2 separate regions of the Homo sapiens genome follow, and region 1 is linked to region 2. A link is an interaction called in ENCODE POLR2A ChIA-PET data of the cell type or tissue named here. Cell type or tissue: Panc1. All regions are shown on one strand. Links, peaks and the distances in the headings refer to the core of each region. The heading gives the core; the rest is flanking DNA. Region 1 holds the start of SCRT2 (scratch family transcriptional repressor 2). Region 2 overlaps CSNK2A1 (casein kinase 2 alpha 1).

What was found. ChIA-PET counts read pairs that join two places held together with the same protein. Peaks named below come from ENCODE experiments on the same cell type or tissue, not always from the same donor. Only the 100,000 strongest peaks of a DNase experiment are listed, where the experiment ranks them.
Region 1: POLR2A ChIA-PET joins it to region 2 with 16 read pairs; 2 of 35 experiments call an interaction of 5 or more read pairs at or near these places.

What each region holds. Positions count from the first base shown.
Region 1 is chr20:673,385-676,287 of GRCh38, forward strand. SCRT2 (scratch family transcriptional repressor 2) reads right to left here and starts at 2,418. Exons shown (of 2, transcript NM_033129.4): 1 at 2,085-2,418. The coding sequence starts at 2,217. RefSeq lists an enhancer at 1-159 and a silencer at 2,288-2,367. In Panc1, for the core only: no CTCF peak of the experiment used is centred there; no DNase peak of the experiment used is centred there; H3K4me3 peaks cover 197 bases; H3K27me3 peaks cover 940 bases.
Region 2 is chr20:523,448-526,350 of GRCh38, forward strand. All of the region lies in intron 2 of CSNK2A1 (casein kinase 2 alpha 1), which reads right to left. Among named protein-coding and RNA genes, the nearest start is that of CSNK2A1, 19 kb to the right of the region's middle. In Panc1, for the core only: no CTCF peak of the experiment used is centred there; no DNase peak of the experiment used is centred there.

The DNA.
Region 1 (2,903 bases), core at 228-2,727, 150 kb after region 2:
CTTTCACTGCTGGGGAGGCTGAGGACCAGAGAAGGGAAGGCACTTGCCCAAGGTCACACAGCATGTGAGAGATCTAGAGCCCAGGCCTCCAAATTTCAGGCCAGGTTTCTGGCTATCAGCACAGCCTCAGGATTCCTGAGAGGTGAGGGAGTTGGTCTGGAGACCCATGGGGAAGGGGACAAAGACAGAGGTGGTTCTAGGGTGTTAAACCCGGTGGAACCTCTGCAGAAACACCCTGCTGGTGGCTCTGCACCCGCCCTGCTTCCCACTATTCACTCAGGGGCTCCTTTCAAAGCTTTTTTTTGGACTGAATTCAAGGCAAGGCATTCTCTTGCCTCCCTCCTGAGGAACAGCCTGCAGTTTTGGCTGTGCATGGGAAATTCTCTGGGCTTCTCTGGGTTTCCTCAGCTGGCCTGGGGACAGGACCAACGGGGCTTCAGGGGGTGGAATCCCAGAGCTTTGTGTCAGTGTCAGTCCCTTAAGAGATCCATATCCCAAGCTTGCAGATATTTCAGTTTCTACCAGCTTTGAGCGCACACTCTCCAGCTTTGGCATGGCCCCAGGTCCACCCTCTGTCCTGCCAGCCCTCAGCCCTGCTCAGCCATGTCCCTGGGCTTCTGACCTCCACCTCAAGAGGCCCTGTGATCAAGAAAAGAGGACAGTAGAATAAGGGACATGTGGGCAGAGGAGAAGGGGTTTCTGTTAAGGGTCTGGGGGATGCCAGTGGATGAGGGGCTGTAGCTGTATCCCTGATCACTCTGTAACTTCTTTGACCTTGATGAGGTCACAAAGCCCTTTGCCCAGCACTCTCTCTCTCTCTACCTGGTGTGGCAGAGTGATGGAATGTGGGTGAAGTGCTTGGAAATCCCAGAGGTGGAAGCCCCCATCCTCCCAGGCTCCTGTCTTTGCCATCTCAGTTCCCCCCTCATCCTCAGTCCTTTCTTTTCTCCTCTCTCAATCTCCCTCTTTCTCTCTCTCTCTTTCCCCACCCCCATCTCTCTCTCTCTCTCTCTCTCACACACACACACACACACACACACACACACACACACACACAACCCAAAGCTGCCACATGTGATGTCAGATCTCTCACTACCAAAGGGACACCTCCTCTTCAGACACCTGCCCTGGTGGGGGCCATCAGGGGAGAACCCCTTTGTGATCCCCTTGGTGGAGGATGGGATCCACAGAAGCAGTCTCCACTTTCCCCTGCCTTCCAGAGATCACCCCCTTCTGCACCTGAATGACTTCTCTTGTTCCTCAAACCCTTGTCCCTGCAGGAACTTGTTCTGAGAAGAGATGGAGTGTGTGTGTGTGTGTGTGTGTGTGTGTGTGTGTGTGTGTGTGTATGTGTAGTGAGGAGGGGGCTTACGAGGAGCAGCAGGGTTGGTTCTGGAGGGGGTTGAGAAGCTGGGGATGGGGAAGGAGTGCAATCCAGGGGACCAGGAGCCACTTTGGGGGAACCCCTCCCAGAAATCCTCTCTTTCTTGCAGTCCCCAGGACAGGCCCAGCCTTTGGCAGGCATGTGGCTGAGGGTAACAAAAGAGTTATTGAGAGAGGGGGTCTGAGAGCACTTGTGTGACATCGGCAGGGGAGCAGGTTTGAAGGGAGGGAGGGCGCCCCCAGCCACCCCCAGGGAACCAACCCTGTCTCTCCAGGGACTGAACATCCAGGGCTCTTTACCTTCCCCCTTCCCGGGCAGCCAGCTTCTCTTCCTCAACGGGGGAGAGGGAACCCTCAAAGTGCCTTGTGCCTCAGTGCCCAGCGCTGGCCTTTCACGAGCAGCCCCGTCTGTGTTCTCTTGCCACCCCCTCACTCTAGCCCTATTTGAGGGCCACAACTTTCAAAGTCCCGGCTGGCGCGTGGCTGCGGGATGGGCCGACCCCGCGACTTTCCCTTTGTACGACCTAGCCCCTGCCCCGCCCGCACGGCCCTTGGAAAGCCCGGGAGGAGCCCACGGCCAGAGAGATCTCCTCCCGGGGGTTTCCTGTCGCACGCGCCCCTCCTCGTGGCCCAAGCTGGGGAGGGCCCCAGCTCCCCTCGCCTCTTCTCCCAACCCCCCGCCCCCGCCGGGTCCCACTCACCGTTGTCCCCGGGAGGCCCCCGGGCGCCAGGCAGCACGTAGGCTGTCTCCAAGGGGTGGTAGGTGGGGGCCGGCACCCCGCTGCACTGGAAGCCGTCCCCTTTGATCTTCTTTACCAGGAAGGAGCGCGGCATGGCGCGGCCGGCGCGGGGCTCGGTGCGGGGAGGCGGCCGGCCGGGCGCGATCGGCTGTGTCCGCGCGGGTTTTCAGCACTGGACAGCTCCCAGCGGGCTGGAGCGCGGGAGGCCGCTCGGAGCCGGCACCGGTGGCGGCGGCCCCGGCTCGGGCTCGGGCTTGGCGGCGGCGGCGCGCAGACAGGGGATCGCGGGAGCTGCGCTCAGCACTCCGGCTGCCGGCTTTATATGGGACGCAGGCTGGAGATCAGGTGGTCCCCTAGCAATGGAACCGCTCGGCGCTCTAATCCATCAAATGTCCCCCAGGACAATCGCTCCGCACACGTTCCCCTGAACCGGCGGCGGTGGGGGCAGGCCCGGAGCAGGCAGGAGGGGAGAAAGTGAGGGCGAGAAAGGCGCAGAGACAGAGAGGGACGGAGAAAGGGGAGTGAGGGGGGCGGGGAGAAGAAGAGAGACTCGGAGAAAGACAGAGACATACAGGGAAAGAGAGACGCACACGCTGAGAGAGGTAGAAATAGAAGCAGAGAGACCAAGATAAGGACAAAAAGACACAAGAGAGAAACAGAGAGAGAAGAAAGACAGAGATGGAGAGAAGTAGCAACACACACACACCCACGGGAGGAAAAGAGAAATCCAGGCACACAAAAAGGAAACCCCCCCAGGGATGCAAAGAAAGGGAAAGAAAA
Region 2 (2,903 bases), core at 150-2,649:
TGGAATACTACTCAGTAATAAAAAGGAACTAACCATTTACACACACAATAACTTTGATGAATCTCAGAGGCAGTATGCTGAATGAAATAAGCCAGTCTCAAAATATTACATAATGTTTGATTTCATTTATATGACATTCACGAAAAGATAAAACTGTAGTGAGGTTGGGCACGGTGGCTCACGCCTGTAATCCCAGCACTTTGGGAGGCCGAAGCGGATGGATCACAAGGTCAGGAGATCGAGACCATCCTGGCTAACACGGTGAAACCCCGTCTCTACTAAAAATATAAAAAATTAGCCGGGAGCGGTGGTGGGCGCCTGTAGTCCCAACTACTCGGGAGGCTGAGCTTGCAGTGAGCTGAGATCACGCCAATGCACTCCAGCCTGGGCGACAGAGCAAGACTCCATCTCAAAAAAAAAAAAAAAAAAAAAAACTGTAGTAACTCAGAACAGAACAGTGGTTGCTAGAGATTAGGGGTGGGAGGCTAGGTATGTTACCAAGGGTAACATGCAGAAGGTGATATAACTATTCTATGTCCCAGTTGTGATGGTAGTTACTTGAATCTATGTATGTATTAAAATTCATAGAACAGTATACACAAAAAGGAGTCAATTTTACTGTGTATTAATTTAAAAAAAAATTTAAAAAAAGGAAAAAAATTCTATCACATGCTGTCTAAAAGAGATACATCTAGGCCGGGTGCAGCTGCTCACGCCTGTAATCCCAGCACTTTGGGAGGCTGAGGTGGGCAGATCACCTGAGGTCAGGAGCTCAAAACCACCCTGGCCAGTACAGTGAAACCCATCTCTACTAAAAATACAAAAATGAGCTGGGTGTGGTGGTGCGTGCCTGTAGTCCCAGCTGCTCTTAGAGGCTGAGGCAGGGGAATCGCTTGAAACTCTCGAGAGGCGAAGGTTGTAGCAAGATAACGCCATTGCATTCCAGCCTGGGAGACAGAGGGAGGCTCCTTCTCAAAAAAAAAAAAAAAAAAATTAATAAACAAATAAATAAAAGAGATACATCTAGGCCAGGTGTGGTGGCTCACTTGAGGTCAGGAGTTTGAGACCAGCCTGGCCAACACAGCGAAACCTCATCTCTACTTAAAAACAACAACAACAACAAAACACAAAAATTAGCTGGGTGTGGTGGCGGGTGCCTATAATCCCAGCTACTCAGGAGGCTGAGGCTGGAGAATCGCTTGAACCTAGGAGGTGGAGGTTGCAGTGGGCACTCCAGCATGGGTGACGGAGACTCCATCTCAAAAAAAAAAAAAAAAAAAAAAGAGATACATCTAAAACATGGGGTATATATTATATACACGATGTATACATGCACTGAAACATCACAATATATCCCATAAATATGTACAATTATGTATCAATTAGAAATTAAGAGCTGGGCACAGCTCAGGGGTCCCTGCACTTTGGGAGACTGAAGAGGAAAGATGGCTTGAGGCTGAGTTCGTGACCAGCCTGGGCAACACAGCAAGACTACCATCTCTACAGAAAAATTTAAAAGTTAGCTAAGTATGGTGCATGCACCTGTGTCCTAGCTACTCAGAAGGCTGAAGTGATCATGTGAACCTAGGAGTTTGAGGCTTCAGTGAGCTATGATCACAGTGTTGCACTCCAACCTGGCTGACAGACACTCTGCCTCAAAATCAATCAATCAATAAATTTTAAATAAAAAAAAACATAGGCTATAGAGAGTTTGTTCATAAAAATACGATATTTCAAAACGTGGGATACAATTAAAGCAGGACTTAGAAATTTATAAACTTAGGCCAGGTGTGGTTGCTCATGCCTGTAATCCCAGCACTTTGGGAGGCTGAGGTGAGTGGATTACTTGAATCTAGGAGTTCGAGACCAGCCTGGGCAACATGGCGAGACCTCGCCTCTATAAAAATAAAAATTTTAAAAATCGGCTGGGCGCAGTGGCTCACGCCTGTAATCCCAGCACTGTGGGAGGCTGAGGCGGGCGGATCACGAGGTCAGAAGATCGAGACCACCCTGGCTAACATGGTGAAACCCCGTCTCTACTAAAAATACAAAAATTAGCTGGGCATGGTGGCGGGCGCCTGTAATCCCAGCTACTCAGGAGGCTGAGGCAAGAGAATGGCGTGAACCCGGGAGGCAGAGCTTGCAGTGAGCCGAGATCGTGCCACTGCACTCCAGCCTGGGCGACAGAGCGAGACTCCATCTCAAAAAAAAAAAAAAAAAGAAAAAAAAAATAATAATAATTAGGCTGTGCACAGTGGCTAATGCCTGTAATCCCAACACTTTGGGAGGCTGAGGCCAAGGTGTGAGGATTGCTTGAGCTCAGGAGTTTGGAGACCAGCCTAGGCAACATAGTGAGACCCTGTCTCTATTTTTTTAACTTAAAACTATTAAAAAAAAAAAAAAAAAAAAAAAGCCAGGTGTGGTGGCATGCACCTGTGGTCCAACTATTCAGGAGTCTGAGATGGGAGGAACACTTGAGCCTAGGAGGTGGAGGCTGCAGTGAGCTGTGATTATGCCACTGCACTCTAGCCTGGGCGACATAGCAAGGCCCTGATTCGAAAATAAAAATTCATAAACTTGAACTTAGAAAAGCAAACTAAAAATTAAGAACTTACACATATCTCAATAAATTTGAAAACAGAAGCCCAGAGAAACTAGAAGGAAAAAAACGGGAAAAGCAGCAATCAAAGAAATATGAAACAAAGAGGATCCACAATACCAATTGAGTCTTTAAAAATGCTCGTGCTGAGCCCGTGGCTCATGCCTGTAATCCCAACACTTTGAAAGGCCAAGGCAAAGGATTGTCTGAGTCCAGGAGTTTGAGATCAGCCTGGGCAACAGAGTGCAACCCCCAATCTCTACAAAAATAATTTAAAAATTAGGCCAGGCATGGTGGCTCATGA